Regions from separate parts of the Homo sapiens genome. Here region 2 is linked to region 1. Evidence: read pairs that join two places in POLR2A ChIA-PET (ENCODE). Cell type or tissue: K562. All regions are shown on one strand.

Region 1 (8,000 bases):
GCCTGAGCAGTGCTCTGGCACTGGGAGCCTGACCTGGTGTCCCAGGGAAAACCTGGCCTGGGGCAGCCCATGGTTCTCCAGATGGAAGGTGTGGATTTCGTCCCCACCAGAATAGGAAGCAAGTTCAAAGATTTTTACTTAGAGATGATGATGACGGGCAAGTGGGGCACAGCGAGTCCTCCGACCACGGGTTACGCGAGGGAGGAATGACAAGTCAGGCAGAGAGAGAGGGACCCACACGCGGGTGCCTCTGCTGGGTCCAGGGCACGATCAGGCAGGTTTACTGAGCAGTTCTAATGGCTGGGCTTGGAGCTGGCTGGCGTGTTCCAGGAGTCCTGCTGTGTGTGAGGGGTGGCCACTATGGTAGGTCTGCACAGTCAGGGTCCGAGGGGCCAGTCCAGCAGGCTGCGTCCAGCTGTGCCCTAGGGAGGGTCACCGGGAGCAGCGCACGTGGCAATTCCCTGGACCAGCCACGCTGAAGAGCTGGGAGGGTGGAGGACTGAGCTGCTGGGTGGCTGCCTCTGGGGTGGGAAACCAAGGCCTGGGTTCACAGGGGATGCCGAGGCAACGTGGCTTTAGGAGGTCCCCACAGTGGGGCTGGGGCTTTGGCGCAACGTGGCTTTAGGAGGTCCCCACGGTGGGGCCGGGGCTTTGGCACGGCAAGCAGGTGCGACACACGTGCCCTGGCAGCACCATGGTGGTCCACACGCCGGCGTGTGCTCGTGTGGGCGTCCCGCATGGGGTTAACCAGGCACCCACCTTCACCTTCCAGGGGTGCACTTCGTCTTCGACACCGCCTTCTCAAGGCACTTCAGCCTCCTGGAGAGCCAGCGAGAGTTTGTGCGGCGATTCCGAGGACAGGCCGACTGCAGACAGGCGCTGCCCCTGCTGGCCTCTGCCTGCCCAGGTGTGCTCATGGTGCGGGTGGTGGGAGAGTCAAGTTCAAGTGCAGTTGAAACGTGAGGTGATATGGACACAAATGACAAGGCGGGGGCATGGGGGGTGGAGACGCAAGCAGGTTTTGCGGGACGGGTTGGAAATGTTGGCACAAATGGCCTTTTCTGGAGAAGAGGCTGCCCTCCCGTGGGAGCCACGCGCAGTCACCTCAGGTCCCTAGGCGGTGTCGCCTGCACGCCGAGCTCCGCGTGGTGGTGGGGAGAACAGGAATGAGCACTCTTTAATGTCATCATGATCTCCTGTATGAGCGGGCCCGCCCCCAGAATGTCGTGCTGCTGCCTGTGGGTGCGGGGGCCGCCGTGCGCCCCCGCCAGCCCCGTGTGCCCCCTGTCACCTCAGGCTGGATCTGCTATGCCGAGAAGACTCACGGCAGCTTCATCCTCCCCCACATCAGCACCGCCCGGTCCCCGCAGCAGGTCATGGGCTCCCTGGTCAAGGACTTCTTCGCCCAGCAGCAGGTAACGGCGTTGGGCCAGCCCCAGACTCAGGCTGGGGAGCGGCCAGAAGTGACTTTGCTGGCCTCTTGCCATGAGGCTGCAGGAAACAGAGTCCTCGCTGTGCTGTGCGGCCTTCCCCAGCACACCTCCACCCTTGTTCCCTCCTGGTTCAGGCCCTTCCTCTTCTGCAGCAGAGGGCTTCGTTCTGATCCAGAGGTGCTCACTGCTCACCCAGAGGCAGCCAGGCCTGAGGCTGAGGGAGCAGGAGGCCCTGGGCAGTCCGGGCCTGGAGCCCACCCCTCCGGCCACCAGGTCCACGAGGATGCCCAGCACGACCCCCACCTGAGGCCCAGCGGGATAGAAGCCTGAAGACACTCAGCCAGCAGGGGGCGGGAGAGGGCGAGGGCGGCCCCGGTGGTGCCTGGGCCTCGAGCGCCCATGTCCCCTGCGGCACCTCTTGCCTGACTGCACGCGGATTTTCACCCGGGGCTGGAGCTGGTTGGTTCCCCCGTGACATCCGTTTCCCCGGCTGCTGTGCAGTGAGACGGCCCGAGCCGTGGGAAGGCCACTTCTCCTCCGCTGGACTTGGCTGTTAGGGAGCGCAGGCACACTGGGAATGGGTCAGTGTCATTTTCTGTCACAGCCAGGGCCCGTCCTGTCCAGGGACACATCCGCAGAGCCGGCAGGAGGCTTGCTGGGAAATGGAGTGAGGCTCACTGTCCCTCGGGGTCCGGCCTGGCTGCAGGATGGCTGAGTTCCAGGTCCCGTCTCAGCCACCTTACTGCTGGGATTGGGGAGACAAGTGTTTGTTTCTCCTTGTAGCACTTGACCCCTGACAAGATCTACCACGTCACAGTGATGCCCTGCTATGACAAAAAGCTGGAAGCCTCCAGACCCGACTTTTTCAACCAGGAGCACCAGACACGGGATGTGGACTGTGTCCTCACAACAGGTGCGGTCACGCCGTGCGGCCCTGAGCCCTCAAGCCTCCTGGTCTGATTCCTGAGCCCTGGGCACAGGTGGCGACTGCCCAGGATCCTGCCTGTGGGGGCCCTGGCTGGAGTGTGGGGGCTCGCATGCGTGCACGTACCTTCGTCTCTCCCCTTGGAGCCAGGTGGGCCCATTTGCAGCTGGCCTGTCTTGGGGACCTGCAGCCAGGTGGCGCTCAGTAATACCTCCTTGTTGGCTCTGAAATGAGTCTTTGGAGGTGGGCAGAGATTCTCGAATGCAGCCTCTTCAGCTCCCATGAGTCACCCCATTCCTGAGTCGAGCAGCCCCACAGTCTCCCAAATGTGAGGCAGAAAAGCAAACTGTGGCCGGGCATGGTGGCTCACGCCTGTAATCCCAGCACTTTGGGAGGCAGAGGTGGGTGGATCACGAGGTCAGGAGTTCAAGACCAGCCTGGCCGAGATGATGAAACCCCATGTCTACTAAAAATACGAAAATTAGCCGGGAGTAGTGGTGGTGCTCCTGTAATCCCAGCTACTCGGGAGGCTGAGGCAGGAGAGTCACTTGATCCCGGGGGGCAGAGGTCGTAGTGAGCCGAGATCGTACCATTGCACTCCAGCCTGGGCGGCAGAGTGAGACTCCGTCTCAAAAAAAAAAGAAAAGCAGACTGCCTAAGAGGATGGACAGATGGACACTGGGTGAGCAGAGTGGCCTGGCCGCTGGCACACCTCCCTGGGCAGGACCAGGCAGCCTCCAGAGGGGCTTCAGGAGTGACCGGGCCTGGCCTCCCCACCACGGGCTAGGGTGGACATTTGGGGCCTTCTGGGGCCAAAGTGCAGACTGCTGGGGATGCAGGTGGCTTGGATGTTCTCTGACTTTGTTGCTGGGATCTCCGCTAAAGAGTGTCTGCGCTGTGGCTTCTTTGCAGGAGAAGTTTTCAGGTTGCTGGAGGAAGAGGGCGTCTCCCTCCCCGACCTGGAACCAGCCCCTCTGGACAGCCTGTACGTATGTCTGCCACCAAGAACTGTTATTTTAGCTTCTAACGCTGCCTCTGAGGATAGCATCCCCCTGCTCTGGGCTTGCCTCCCCGCAGCCCATCTTGGCGTCCACAGAAGTGGCTGGATAGCCAGGCGCAGTAGCTCACGCCTGTCACCCCAGCACTTTGGGAGGCCAAGGTGGGCAGATCACCTGAGGTCAGGAGTTCGAGACCAGCTCGGCCAACATGGTGAAACCTCATCTCTACTAAAAATACAAAATTTAGCCAGACATGGTGGTAATCCATGCCAGGCCCTGTAATCCCAGCTACTTGGGAGGTTGAGGCATGAGAATTGCTTGAACCCAGGAGGCGGAGCTTGCAGTGAGCCAAGATCACGCCACTGCACTCCAGCCTGGGCGACAGAGCAAGACTCCGTCTCAAAAAAAAAAACAAGAAGTGGCTGGGCCCCTGTGATGGCTGGTGACACAGGAGCTGTTCCTCTGTGTCTGTGACTTGTCTCCCACCTGGAAATGCAAACGCTCATGTGTGAGGGACAGAGGCCCTGCTCGGGAGGTTGGCAGGCAGCAGCCCCAGCTGTGCTGAGGCCCCTCCCTCCTTGCCAGGTGCAGCGGTGCCTCTGCAGAGGAGCCCACCAGCCATCGGGGAGGGGGCTCGGGGGGCTACCTGGAGCACGTGTTCCGGCACGCGGCCCGAGAGCTCTTTGGAATCCATGTGGCTGAGGTTACCTACAAACCCCTGAGGTCAGTGGGATGGGCCAGATCTCTGGGCAGAGCGGCCACACAGCCCCCAGCCTTCCTCGGGCTGCTGCCTCCCCTGGGGTCCTCCCACAGAGGTGGGCTGGGTGGAGGGCAGCCTGCAGGGTTTGGAGGGGACCCTGGGGCCAGGCAGGGCCCTCCTGGCGGGCTCAGGGTGTGAAGGCACCTAAGCACTCCAGGCCTCAGTCGGCCCATTGTGGGGGATGGTGACCCTGAGCCCGAGAGGCCAGCATGGGCAAAGGTGATGGGTGCCTGGCGCAGGCACGCGACCACATCCCAGGAGGGAGGGCCAGGGCCTCACAGACATCCCTGGGGAGGGAGGCCTGTTTCACAGACAGCCCGAGGCTGGAGGTGAGGTCCCCTGCTGGACTCAAGGAAGTGAGCCTTCCACCCTCTCTCTCCGTTCTTGTCCTTCCCTCTGCCCAGGAGAGAGGGAGAGAGCCCTGGGAGGTACCCGGTCATCCCCTGAAGCCCAGCAGGCCTCCCCTTCCAGGCAGGCAGGAGCCTGGTGGGTGTGCCATGTAGACAAACCCCGCCTGTGCCCCCCAGGAACAAAGACTTCCAGGAGGTGACACTGGAGAAGGAGGGCCAGGTGCTGCTGCACTTCGCAATGGCGTACGGCTTCCGCAACATCCAGAACCTGGTGCAGAGGCTCAAACGAGGGCGCTGCCCCTACCACTACGTGGAGGTCATGGCCTGCCCCTCAGGTAGCTCCTGCAAGGGACAGGACACGAGGACCCCTTCTGGGAGCAGAGCTGTGGGCCACCATCCACCAGGCTGGGAGTGGGAGGAAGTGGGGCACAGAGGGGGCCCGGTCACCTCCCTGCTCCCTGGTGGTCAGGAAGCTTGGCTGGGGCGCAGGCTGTGACCCCTGTCCCGTCTGCTCTCCCATAGGCTGCCTGAACGGCGGGGGCCAGCTCCAGGCCCCAGACAGGCCCAGCAGAGAGCTCCTCCAGCACGTGGAGAGACTGTACGGCATGGTCCGGGCTGAGGCGCCCGAGGACGCGCCTGGGGTTCAGGAGCTGTACACACACTGGCTGCAGGGCACGGACTCGGAGTGTGCAGGTCGCTTGCTGCATACGCAGTACCACGCCGTGGAGAAGGCCAGCACTGGCCTGGGCATCCGGTGGTAGGGGCTGCAGGACCAGGACTCCCAGGAGGCCGTGTCCATGTGTGACAGCAGAACCACATGCCCCAAGACCCCAGGGCTTCCCCCAAAATTCTGAGTGAGCTGCAGGGTGTGCTGGGACCCGAGTAGGAGCTAGGACTAGCCAGGACCCGCAGCCGCCTCGTCACCTCCAGTTGGGTGCCTCTGGGTTCCCACTGGCTCTGCCCAGGTGGGGTGGGGTGGCCCAGGCAGCAGAAGGTTCCCTGAGGTCCCAGAGCCTGTTCCGTTGGCCCTGGGCCGAGGCCCACAGGTGCTGCCCTTGCTGCTGCTGGTCGGGCACCCAAGTGCGTGAGGGGCTTCAGCCTGTCCCGGGGTTGCCTGAGGCAGAGCAAGACGGGTTCTCACCCCTGACTTCTGGAGGCTTCCCTTGAAGCTCTGTGCAAAAGGTGGGAGACAGAGCTGGACCTGCAGGGGTGGTCCCGCCACAACCCTGCGTGTGGACCCTGGCAGGGGGGGGTGCCAGGCCCCTGGAAAGCAGGGGTTACCGTTACGAGGCTGTGGTCCGGGGCAAGCCAAGTACGAAGCAGCAGCCATCGCGGGCTGCATCATCCCCCAGCCAGGTCCCCACCAGGCCTGTCTCCCAGCGTTTGTCTAATAAACGCACCCCTCCTAAAACACGCCTACGAAAACAGCTCCTCTCCTGGCACATCTGCCAACACTGACAACGGCCTTTCAAAGCTTTATTCATAGTTCGGAGGCCCCGTGTGCCCCACTTCCCAGACACCCAGGTCTCGGCGCCCACACAGGCCCCACTGAGTGGTCCTGTGTGTCCACCCGGGAAGCACCAGGTTGCCCACCCTCCGAGGCTGGGCAGATGGCTGGCCAGGGCCTCGAAGAAGGTTCCAGAGGTGGCCCTCATGTGGGTCCAGCTGGCCGAGGTCACGAGGAGGGACGCAGGCCCCAGCCCTGTGAGGGTCTGGGTGGCTCAGTCGTGTGGGGCTGCACTCAGGAGCCCCCACTGCAGCGCAAGGAGGGCCCGCGCCTGTGGCTGCCGCGGCTCGCCCGCCTGTTCGAAGCGCGCCCGCTCCTTGCATAGCGCCTCCAGGACGTCGGCGGGGACCGCCTTGCCCGTGAACTTGCGCACCGGCTCCTCTCTGCAGGGAGGGGTGCAGTGAGGCGCAGGGCCCGCTGCCCACGCGGGAGCATGGCGCCGAGGGGTGGGCGGGCAGGCAGGCACTTAATGAGCAGCCTCCCCCAAGCCAGAGATGCTCACTCAGCCCAACACGCAGTCCCCAGATGCCTTCCTAAGGGTCCACGTAACGGTGGAGGCCCCGGGACAACAGCCATACTCACGCCACCCGCAGGAAGGGGTTGTAGAGGCGCTCCTCGCCCAGAGTCGACGGCACAGTGGGCACGTCATCCTCATCCCTCTTCTGGAGTGACCACAGGCCCCGGTCACCATTAGGCCTTGTCTGAGAGCCCCCCCCACCCCGAAGCCTGTTCCCTCCCCCCCCACCCTCTTGCCGCGGCGGGAAAGGGGCCGTGCCTTAGCCCAGGACAGCTTGGCTCTCACGTGGTCGTTGCAGGGCTCCACTTTCTGGGCAAACTCCAGGTTGCTAAGCGTGTGCTCGTGGCCGCAGAACACCTTCTGGAGGAAGAGCGCTCGGTGAGCGCGCACGCGGCCAGGAAGCGGGGAAAGTGCTTGCGCCGGGGGCCTGGCCTCCCCTGCCCGGTCTGCCCTCAGGTGGGCATTCACTCTGCACCCCTAGCACAGTGAGGGTGCGGAGCGTGGGGGCTGTGCCCACGGGAGAAGAGGGGAGGGCCCAGGCCCGCTCACCGTCTCGGGGGGCAGGGTACCCAGCTCGGCCAGGCTCTGGTACATCTGCTGGGCGCTGCCCTCCAGGCACGAGCCGCAGCCGGCCACCGACAGCGCGTCGCCTGGCGGGGGAGGGCGGGTCAGAGCAGATGGGGCGGGGCCGGCGGGAGGCGGGGTGGGCGCGCTCCGCGCTGCGGGTACCCGAGAACAGGGCGGGTGGGTCCGGGCAATCGTCCTCCCACAGGAAGTAGCTCATGTGGCCGGCGGTGTGGCCGGGCGTCAGGAGGCAACGCACGTGGATGGCCCCGAACTGCGGCGGAGGAGCAGGCGGACCTGTGAGGGCGGGTGGACCCGGGGCGCCCTCCCCGCCCCTCCCGGGAGCGCGCGCTCACCCGCAGCTCCTCGCCGTGCGCCAGCCTGCGCGTCAGCGAGAAGATGCGCTCGTCCGCGCCCAGCACCGCCAGCCCGGGACGAAGCCGCGCCAGCTCCGGGTTTCCCCGCGCGTGGTCCCTGCGGGCGGGCGGGCGGGGGCCGGGTTAGGTCGGGTTGGGACAAGGCGGCGTCCTCGTGCCTCCCCGCGCCCCGCCGGCGCTCACCAGTGATGGTGGGTGGTCAGCACAGCGGTCAGAGACACCCCCTCCCGGCCCACGATCTCCAGCAGCTGAAAGGGACGGGAGTGACGGTAACACAGACGGTCCCGGTGGCCCACTCCCTCCATATCGGGATCCGCCGCGCTCACTGCCCCAGGCCGGCCAGAGCCCCGGGGAGCGCCGGGGAGCGGGGACCCAGCGGGCGGTGACTGCGCCCAGCGCGTGCAGGGACCGCCAGGCAGCAGCGAAAGGGCGGAGGCCAGAGGTGCCGTAACTTCAGGGAGCCCCAAGATAAACAAGGAACCCCAGCCGCCAATGACTTCCGGAGAGCAGAGCACGTGGGGGCTCGCTCCTACCAGGGGGGTCGGGGAGGCTCTCGGGGGACACGGCCG
Region 2 (8,000 bases), 68 kb before region 1:
CCCACGCTTGCAGTTTTGTTTGCAGGGACTGAGGGAAGTCAGCGTGTCCTCCACACACATTCACCCACCACCCCCGGGCTGCTTGGGTCCTGCAGGCCACAGGGTCCCCCTAGGACAGCCAGAGCCCTCTGCAGAGCCTAGGGCACAGGCGGGTGGAGGATGGGACTGGTCCTTGGTCCCCAGCTCAGCACTTTATCCCTCTGTTCCCCGGAGAGTTGACTGGTGTCGGGGGCTGTCTCCCCCACCCATTCGGAGTTGAGGCCGCAGCGAGAGGCCAGTCCCGGGAGACCCTGCTGCAGCTTCCCGCTAGGAAGGGATCAGAGCCCCCTATGCCAGTGTGGTACCAAGCCCTAAAGTCAGCGTGAAGGGCCTCCGGCCTCCTGTGCTTCCCCCACGGTCTTGGTTGGCTGTAAATGGGAGGTCTCGATGCTCCTGCCCCAAGCCAGGCCCAGCGGCACAGCCCCACGCCTGGTGGGTCAAGAGCCCCTCGGGCCAGGGACAGCTATTTCTAGGGCAGCGGAAAGAGCCCTGCGTGTTCTCAGCCAGCGGCCCAATTAGTGGCCTAATTTCAGAAAGGAGCCCCTGGCCTCGGGAGGCTGTGGTCACTCCGTTGGGGGACTGGCTGCCATTCCTCCCAATGAGAATCGCTGAAGCCGGGTCCAGCTGTAGGGCCGGGGGAGGCAGATTCCAGACCCGAGGCTGACTCCAGCTCAAGGCGTCAGCGCCCGGATGTGTTTGGGGGTTTCCGAGTGCAGCCTTGGTAGGAAGGTCGAAGTCAGTCTTCAAGACCCCCGTCTTACTGAGGATGGGACCTCACAGCCCCTCACACGGGAGCAGAGGTTACTGCACCCACCCAGGTCAGCACAGGACCTGCTTCTGATTCTGGGGGTCCACACGACACCGAGGCTGACTGGTGCCCCCCCAGCGACCAGAAACGCCACAGAAGTGGGGTGAGAGACGGGACCCACATCACATGCCTGGGACATGGGCCTGCAGCAGACCCAAAACCCTCAGCTTGCCCTGGCCCTGCCCCCACTTCCCTCAACCTCCTCCTGCCCTTGGCCTTGGGGGTCACCCAGACCCTGCTCAGGTAGGCAGGCCGGGTCCACCATGCAGGTACACACAGCCACTTCTCTGCTGAGATGCTGAGGACTGGCAGGACCTGCCCGGACCACAGGGCAGTGCTCACTCCAGGACGTGACCCCACGGCCCGTCTCACCTGTCCTGGTGGCCCACACCACACTCCAACCTGTGTCCTGATTCACTGGGGGCACTGGCCGTGTTGGACAGAGCTCAGGCACCCTCAGGGACCTTACTGGGTCCAGTGAATTGACCAAAAGCCAGAACCTGGAGCCTTGGCGACCCCATTAGGAGACCTCCTAGGTCCTTCCAGATGAGCAGATGCAAAGGCCGCTTGGGGTCCTGAGAGTGGCCACAGAACCCCCAGCTCTCACAACTCAGCTGCGGACCTCAGGGTGTTCCCCCGCCTGGCCCTGGCTCCAAGCCACCTGCTGTCCCAGGGAACGTGGGGGACATGCCCTGGGGTCCCCCCCGCCTTGCCTGCATCCTGGGGTGGCACACACCCCTCCCCTAACAGCCATTCCACTCTCTGGCGCCCAAAGTGGTGCCCCCAGCCACAGGGAGAGCCCTCAGCAGCCCAGAAACTAAGGTGCATCCGAAGTCACAGCACCAGGGGGCACAGGCAGGGCAGGGCGGGCACTGGGATCAGGGAGACGTCTAGCCCCCACCATGCCAAGAGGGGCAACCATCTGCCCTGAGGAGGAGGCCTCGTGCCCTGGGCTTTAAGCTGCCCCACCCCACCCCCAAATCCATAATAAAAATAATCCCTTCCCTAATGTGCCCCAGTTCCAGAGGCGCCTCTGATCCAGCCGACACACATCAGGGCGGGAGGTGCAGGTGGCCCCGATTCACGGAGTCACACTGGCAGGGAGTCCTGCTGAGTGACTTCAGGGACCTGAGCGCCTGAGAGGGACAGGGCCCACCTCTCCCCGACAACCCCTGCAGAGGTCTGGGCCACCCCAGGCAGGCCGGGCGGTTCCCTGTGACACTGGGGAAGGCAGAGTGACCTGCTCACAGGCCCCTGGCCCTGCCAGCACCCACCGAGGGCCTGGCCCACGCTTCCCCGGGGGTGGCCCAGCTTCTGCAGGGACTGTTTGGGGAGCTTGGCCCTGTGCCCCCAGAGGCTGCTGTTGCTGCCTGGGCGCCCCCACCTAGGATGCAGCCTGGTATGTACGTCACCTGCTGGTACATAGGGCACAGCTCCCACAGGAGCCCAAGGGGTACACCCAAGGGCAGGGTGGGAGGAGACACGGGGAAACGTGTCAGAGGAAAAGGGGCCAGTCTCAGCTCTGCAGGCTGACAGGTGCGGAGCCCCAAAGGGAAGCCCTCTCCCCAGAGCCTTGAGGTCACACAACCCGAGCCCAAGTGCTGCAGCTGGGGGCACCTCTCCCGAGGCAGCGTGCCCCAGAGCACCCACAGTGGACCGGTGTTGGGGACGCCTCAGGCCGCCACTCTCAGCTCAGATCAGACTGAAAAGCACGGCACTCTCCTGCCCTCGGGAGCTGCCCCGTGCCGGCCACTGGTCTGGGAACAGGGGATCGGGCTGGAGCAGGGAGCTCCACAGAGCCCCGGGGCCCCTAGCAGTAAGAGGCTCACATCCCAGGGTGAGCCACATGGCCCACACAGGATGCCTCTGTCAGGGGGGCACAGCTGAGTGTCACCTGAACCCTGCAGGCTGCAGAGGCTTCAGAGGGCAAAGGGTCCCAGCCCCATCCCCACTCCTCCCGGCTGGCCCAGGACACTGGAGGGGGAACCCACCCCCTCAAGTGGAAGGAGACCTCTCCACCAGGGCCCAAGCTGGCCCCTCAGGGAAAATGGACCAGCCCCACACTGGCCCCTGGCTGCATGTCCATCCGCTGGGTGAGCCCAGGGGAGGGGGCAGCACAGGCTATCTCTGGGGTCAGCCCAGCCCTGAGGAGGGTGTGGGGGCGGCGCCAGGGCCCAGGTGGCGGGAGGGGCGGGGCACAGCCAGGGCTCTGCCTGGCGGACTCCCGGAACATCACTTGGCCCTCGCTCTCACTCGCGGTCGCCTGGCCGTTGTCATTGTCCCTCCGCTGTCACCTTTTCAAGGTAGGTCCGATGAACAGGCGCCCGGGGCTAGGGAGGGCCCGGAGGCCCCTCGACTCTCAGCTGGCCCAGGTCAGTCCCCTGGGCTCACCCTAACTCCCGGGGCGAGGGCAGCTGCCCCGCAGGCAGCAAAACCCAACCCGAGCCGGTGCTGCAGGCAGGGAGGCGGCTCTCGCGGTGCGGGGGAGCTGTGTCCATCTGAGCGCCGTGCGCCGCCTGCAGTGCCCACCGAGTCCCGTGGCTGGGGGCGTCCACGGGGTGCACGGGGTGGGTGGCCAGGCTTGGCGGCAGCTGCGCGAAGGTAGGGCTGGGCAGCAAGGACTGGGCTGTGGGCGGGGCGCCAACACCCCGGGCCTGGGAGGACCCGCACGCAGCTAGTCCTGCGCCCACGGGGCTGAGTGTAGGGTCTCCGAGAAAAGGCCTGCACCGGGGATGGGGGCGGGTAGGGGTGCTGGAACTCCAGAGTCTCCGGGAGGGAATCCTCTGCATGACCCTGATCACTCCCCCAGAAACCTGCCCCCGCTCGCTCCCCGGCCTCCCACCCCACTACGGGCAGACCCTCTGCTGGCTGCTGGGAGTCTGCCCAATTCACCACCGGGACCCCACCAGCCTCAGGCCCTGGGCCCCTCCCTAGGTGGCCGGTGCAGCTGCACGACCAAAGGATGGGGAGACTGTTGGGCCAGGAGCCCCCTTCACAGCCAGAGGCAGGCTCCCCGAAACTTGACGCCAACCCCCACCCACCCTCCCAAGGTTCAGCCCTGTCTCCCAACCTTGGGGACGGGGGCCAGAGTTGGGACGGAGTGAGGGACTCCCTGGGCCCCTGGAGTGGGTAGGGGGAGAGGCAGGGGGCAACCCACCCCCACTTGCCTCGAACTTGTGGCAGTTCTGAGGGGTGTCAACCTGTGGCTTTCCCAGGCTGGCCACAAGCAGAAAGCACGCAGGTAACGTGTGTGGTTCCCAGACACACTGGGGACCCAGGGGCCACCCACAGCCCATATCCCAGACTCGGGTAGTATAGCCTGAGCCCCCAAGATCCTGAGCACACACCCCACCTGCCAGAGAAGCAAACTGCAGCAGAACATTCCTGTCCAGGAGTCCTGGCTCTGGACTGGGCTCTGCCATGCAAAGCAAAGGGGCACACAGCGGGGCGGGGCAGGGGCCACCTCCTGAGGACCTCGCCCCACACCTCACACCGTGGTCTGGGTCAGCCTGCGTGGGCCTCAGTGGGAGGGTAGGAGCTGGGGGCCTGCCGTGCTGAGCACCCTTTCTCCTGCCTGCAAGGGATCTTCGTAAGGTGTGGGGGCCTATGGGGGAGTAGCTGAGGATGTAAAGTTTCTTGCAGTTAATTAGTCCCAGTGCAGGAGGCGGGAGCTGGGGCCTTGTGGGAACTCGCTCTGTGCCCTGCACCCTAGCAACGCCTAGGGGACTGGCCCAGGCAGTGGTGTGGACTCTCCCCGCTTCATCCTGCGGGGTTCAGCTCAGGCCTGCGGGGAGCAGCGGGGGTGGGGACTACAGGCTGGTGGCCTCGGCCCTGTGGCTTCCTCCTGTGCCCTCCAGCCCCAGGCTGGCTGCTTCAGAAGCCCCTGACCCCATGGAGGAGTGGGACGTGCCACAGATGAAGAAAGAGGTGGAGAGCCTCAAGTACCAGCTGGCCTTCCAGCGGGAGATGGCGTCCAAGACCATCCCCGAGTGAGTGCCCCACCTGCCTGATTTGCCTCTCATTTGTCTGCCCTGCGCTGGCTGCTCATTTCCATAGCCACGACCACCGCCGCCGACAGGCAGGTGCAGCAGGAGGCCCTCGGGGGTCAGGTGCCACCACTCACCTGCCACCCGCCCACCCGCAGGCTGCTGAAGTGGATCGAGGACGGGATCCCCAAGGACCCCTTCCTGAACCCCGACCTGATGAAGAACAACCCATGGGTGGAAAAGGGCAAATGCACCATCCTGTGAGCCCCGCACCCGGCCCCTCTCACACCATCCTGTGAGACCACGCCCGGCCCCACTCCCACCATCTTGTAAGACTGTGCCCAGCCCCACTCACTCCATCCTGTGAGTCCCACTCCCAGCCCCACTCCCACCATCCTGTGAGCCCATGCCCGGCCCCACTCACACCAACCTGTGAGCCCCACTCCCGGCCCCACTCACTCCATCTTGTAAGACTATGCCCAGCCCCATTCACTCCATCCTGTGAGTCCCACTCCCAGCCCCACTCCCACCATCCTGTGAGCCCCACTTCCAGCCCCACTCCCACCATCCTGTGAGCCCCACTCCCAGCCCCACTCCCACCATCCTGTGAGCCCCACTCCCGGCCCCACTCACTCCATCCTGTGAGCCCCACTCCCAGCCCCACTCACACCAACCTGTGAGCCCCACTCCCGGCCCCACTCACAACATCTTGTAAGACTGTGCCCGGCCCCATTCACTCCATCCTGTGAGACCACGCCCGGCCCCACTCACTCTATCCTGTGAGACCACGCCTGGCCCCACTCCCACCATCCTGTGAGCCCCACTCCTGGCCCCACTCACACCATCCTATGAGCCCACGCCCGGCCCCACTCCCACCATCCTGTGAACCCCACTCCACTCGCACGTGATTACAGTCTGTAAAGGTGTGACTTTATAAAGACATCTCCAGCTTCCTGTCTCTGCACTCTGCGGGAAGCAATGCGAGGGCATGTCCGCGGCTCAGAGAACTAGAGCAAGTCCCTGATGTACAGGCTGCGCCGCACGGCGTTGGAGACACCCTCGTTGAAGCGGAACCAGACCTCGCTCCTGCCCACCGCTGTGCCCATGCGCCGCTCCACTGAGTCCTGCTCCGGGGCCGTGTCCCCTGCGGGGCCACAGGGTTGCTCCTCAGCTGTAAGGCCCCCCCACAACCCCCAGGCCCCCCACAACCCCACAACACCCCCACACACACCTGCACTCGGGACTGCTGTGCTCCTGACGACCACACGTCCAAAGAAGTCCTTCTCAGGCTGATGGGAGGAAGGACTAGTCAGTCGTATAGGACAGATGCCCCATCCAGCCCCTACCCAAGACAGGAGGACCGAGAGCCTTCCCAGGGAGGAGGGACCAGAACACCTCTGAGACACCTTTCGGAACCTGGCCCAGGCCAGCTGCCCCTCACCCCTCACTGCCATCTGCTCCCCACCAGGTGCCAATCAAGAAGAGCCAATACAGCCACTCTTCTGCCCAGATGGGAAACTGAGGCCTGGGTAGAACCCTGGTCATGCTGAGGGTAAGGAGCTGGTCCTTCAGAGCCCCCCTTAGGGCACTGAGCCAGCCCCACCCTCAGCCAGACTCCTCCTGTGGCTCAGCCCCACCCCCAAAGGTACCCTGGCCCCACCCCATGGGTGCCTTGGCCCCACCCCTAAAGATACCCTGGCCCCGCCTCATGACTGCCCTAGCCACAGCCCTGAAGGTACCCTGGCCCTGCCTCATGAGGGGCCCTAGCCACACCCACAAAGGTACCCTGGCCCCACCCCATGGGTGCCTTGGCCCCGCCTCATGACTGCCCTAGCCACACCCCCAAAGGTATGTACCCTGGTCCCACCCCCACAGCTGCCCATTCCACACCTGTTCCTCCCGGGCCGCTCGCCTCATGATGTGCTCCAGCCGCTGCTCATGGTTGCGTGGGGCAGGTCGGTGCACCCCTTTCTCCCCAATGCCCCCCAGCAGACCCTCGAGCCCTGGGGGGCTCCCATCCACCTGTAGGGAGCAGGCATTGTGAGATCTGGCCACACAGGGATACAGTGGGGATGGTGCACGCCCAGACTGCAACCTGCTCCAGAGCCTGGGTGGGCTCACCTGGGGGCTGTTCTCTACCCGGGCAGAAGCCTCCGCCCGCCGCATCTTCTCCACCTCGATCTCGCGGGCGATGAGCTGCTTCGTCTGGTAGGTGAGGGGCTTGCGGGCAGGCAGCTCAGGGAAGCGGCAGAGTTCCTCCACGTTCCTGCTCAGCACAGGGGGACACCAGGGCAGGTCAGCGGGGCCAGGCTCAGGGCCAGAGAGCCGCCGGGCACTCCAACCGCAAACCCCAAAAGCCACAAGGCCAGAGCAGGAATGTGGGGCTGAGTCCTGGTGCCACCGCACCCCAACCCTGCGGCAGCCAGGTTTAACTGCCCCGAGCCTCAGTTTCCCCAACTGCAAGTGTACGTGGGATGATGATGAAACCTGCCGATGGCTGCCACGGAGAGTGACTCAGCGTCCTGCAAGTTGGTGCCGTCGCTGGGGCAGCAGGACCCCGGGGCCACTGCCCCATGCCTCACCCCCACCACCCCCATGGCCATCCCACAGCGGGAAACGGAGTGTTGGAAAGTGCAGTCACTCTCGGGGCCCCCGGCTCCAGTTCCATGTGGGGGTGCTAAGGCTGGGAGCAGCTCTGCAGCAAAACTCAGGTCCCAGAGCCAATCTCAAGTAGCTGGAAGTGACCCCCCTTCACGGTTACATCTGAGCAAAAGATAAGCTGGGGCCCGCCACCCCCAGACGCCATGACCGTGCTTTCAGACTCCTGGCCCCATGCGGGCCCTGAACATGGAGCACAGCCGGGGAGCATGACCCTGGAGCACACCCCAGGCACTGGGGGACTCACGGCTCCAGCCTGTAGATGTACTGGCCATCGGGCGTGCGCTCCTGGCGGTAGGTCAGGCTGTAAGCGAGCATCGTGCCCACCAGGCTGGCCAGCTGTTGCTTTTCACGGGTGCTGTACAGCTGTGTGCTCACCTAGGGGATGGGAGGCAGCAGACAGGGAGCTGAGCAGGCTGTACAAATGTGTGCTCACCTAGGACAGGAGGGCAGCAGGCGGGGAATCCCCCACCCCGGGGACGGCACTCACGGGGCGGAGCTTGGGTGCA

Evidence for each region. Peaks named below come from ENCODE experiments on the same cell type or tissue, not always from the same donor. Only the 100,000 strongest peaks of a DNase experiment are listed, where the experiment ranks them.
Region 2: POLR2A ChIA-PET joins it to region 1 with 5 read pairs; 8 of 35 experiments call an interaction of 5 or more read pairs at or near these places.

What each region holds. Positions count from the first base shown.
Region 1 is chr16:727,644-735,643 of GRCh38, reverse strand. HAGHL (hydroxyacylglutathione hydrolase like) reads right to left here. Exons shown (of 8, transcript NM_032304.4): 2 at 7,615-7,679; 3 at 7,411-7,528; 4 at 7,220-7,328; 5 at 7,040-7,140; 6 at 6,749-6,850; 7 at 6,556-6,635; 8 at 5,929-6,356. The coding sequence ends at 6,188. It overlaps CIAO3 (cytosolic iron-sulfur assembly component 3), which reads left to right. Exons shown (of 11, transcript NM_022493.3): 5 at 773-907; 6 at 1,297-1,415; 7 at 2,217-2,346; 8 at 3,271-3,343; 9 at 3,942-4,079; 10 at 4,644-4,801; 11 at 4,989-5,879. The coding sequence ends at 5,227. Among named protein-coding and RNA genes, the nearest start is that of HAGHL, 4.5 kb to the right of the region's middle. RefSeq lists silencers at 7,017-7,276, 7,307-7,486, 7,497-7,606, 7,727-7,876. In K562, CTCF peaks have their summits at 1,781 (motif pointing right) and 2,537; DNase peaks (open chromatin) are centred at 1,793, 6,679, 7,243 and 7,953; H3K4me3 peaks cover 1,675 bases.
Region 2 is chr16:795,816-803,815 of GRCh38, reverse strand. It overlaps CHTF18 (chromosome transmission fidelity factor 18), which reads right to left. Exons shown (of 22, transcript NM_022092.3): 17 at 7,982-8,000; 18 at 7,739-7,869; 19 at 6,955-7,099; 20 at 6,724-6,855; 21 at 6,065-6,122; 22 at 5,742-5,977. The coding sequence ends at 5,841. GNG13 (G protein subunit gamma 13) reads left to right here and starts at 3,082. Exons shown (of 3, transcript NM_016541.3): 1 at 3,082-3,150; 2 at 4,705-4,836; 3 at 4,992-5,775. The coding sequence starts at 4,739. The coding sequence ends at 5,097. RefSeq lists enhancers at 382-926, 1,744-2,293, 2,294-2,843, 2,844-3,393, 7,101-7,270. In K562, no CTCF peak of the experiment used is centred here; DNase peaks (open chromatin) are centred at 3,007 and 6,575.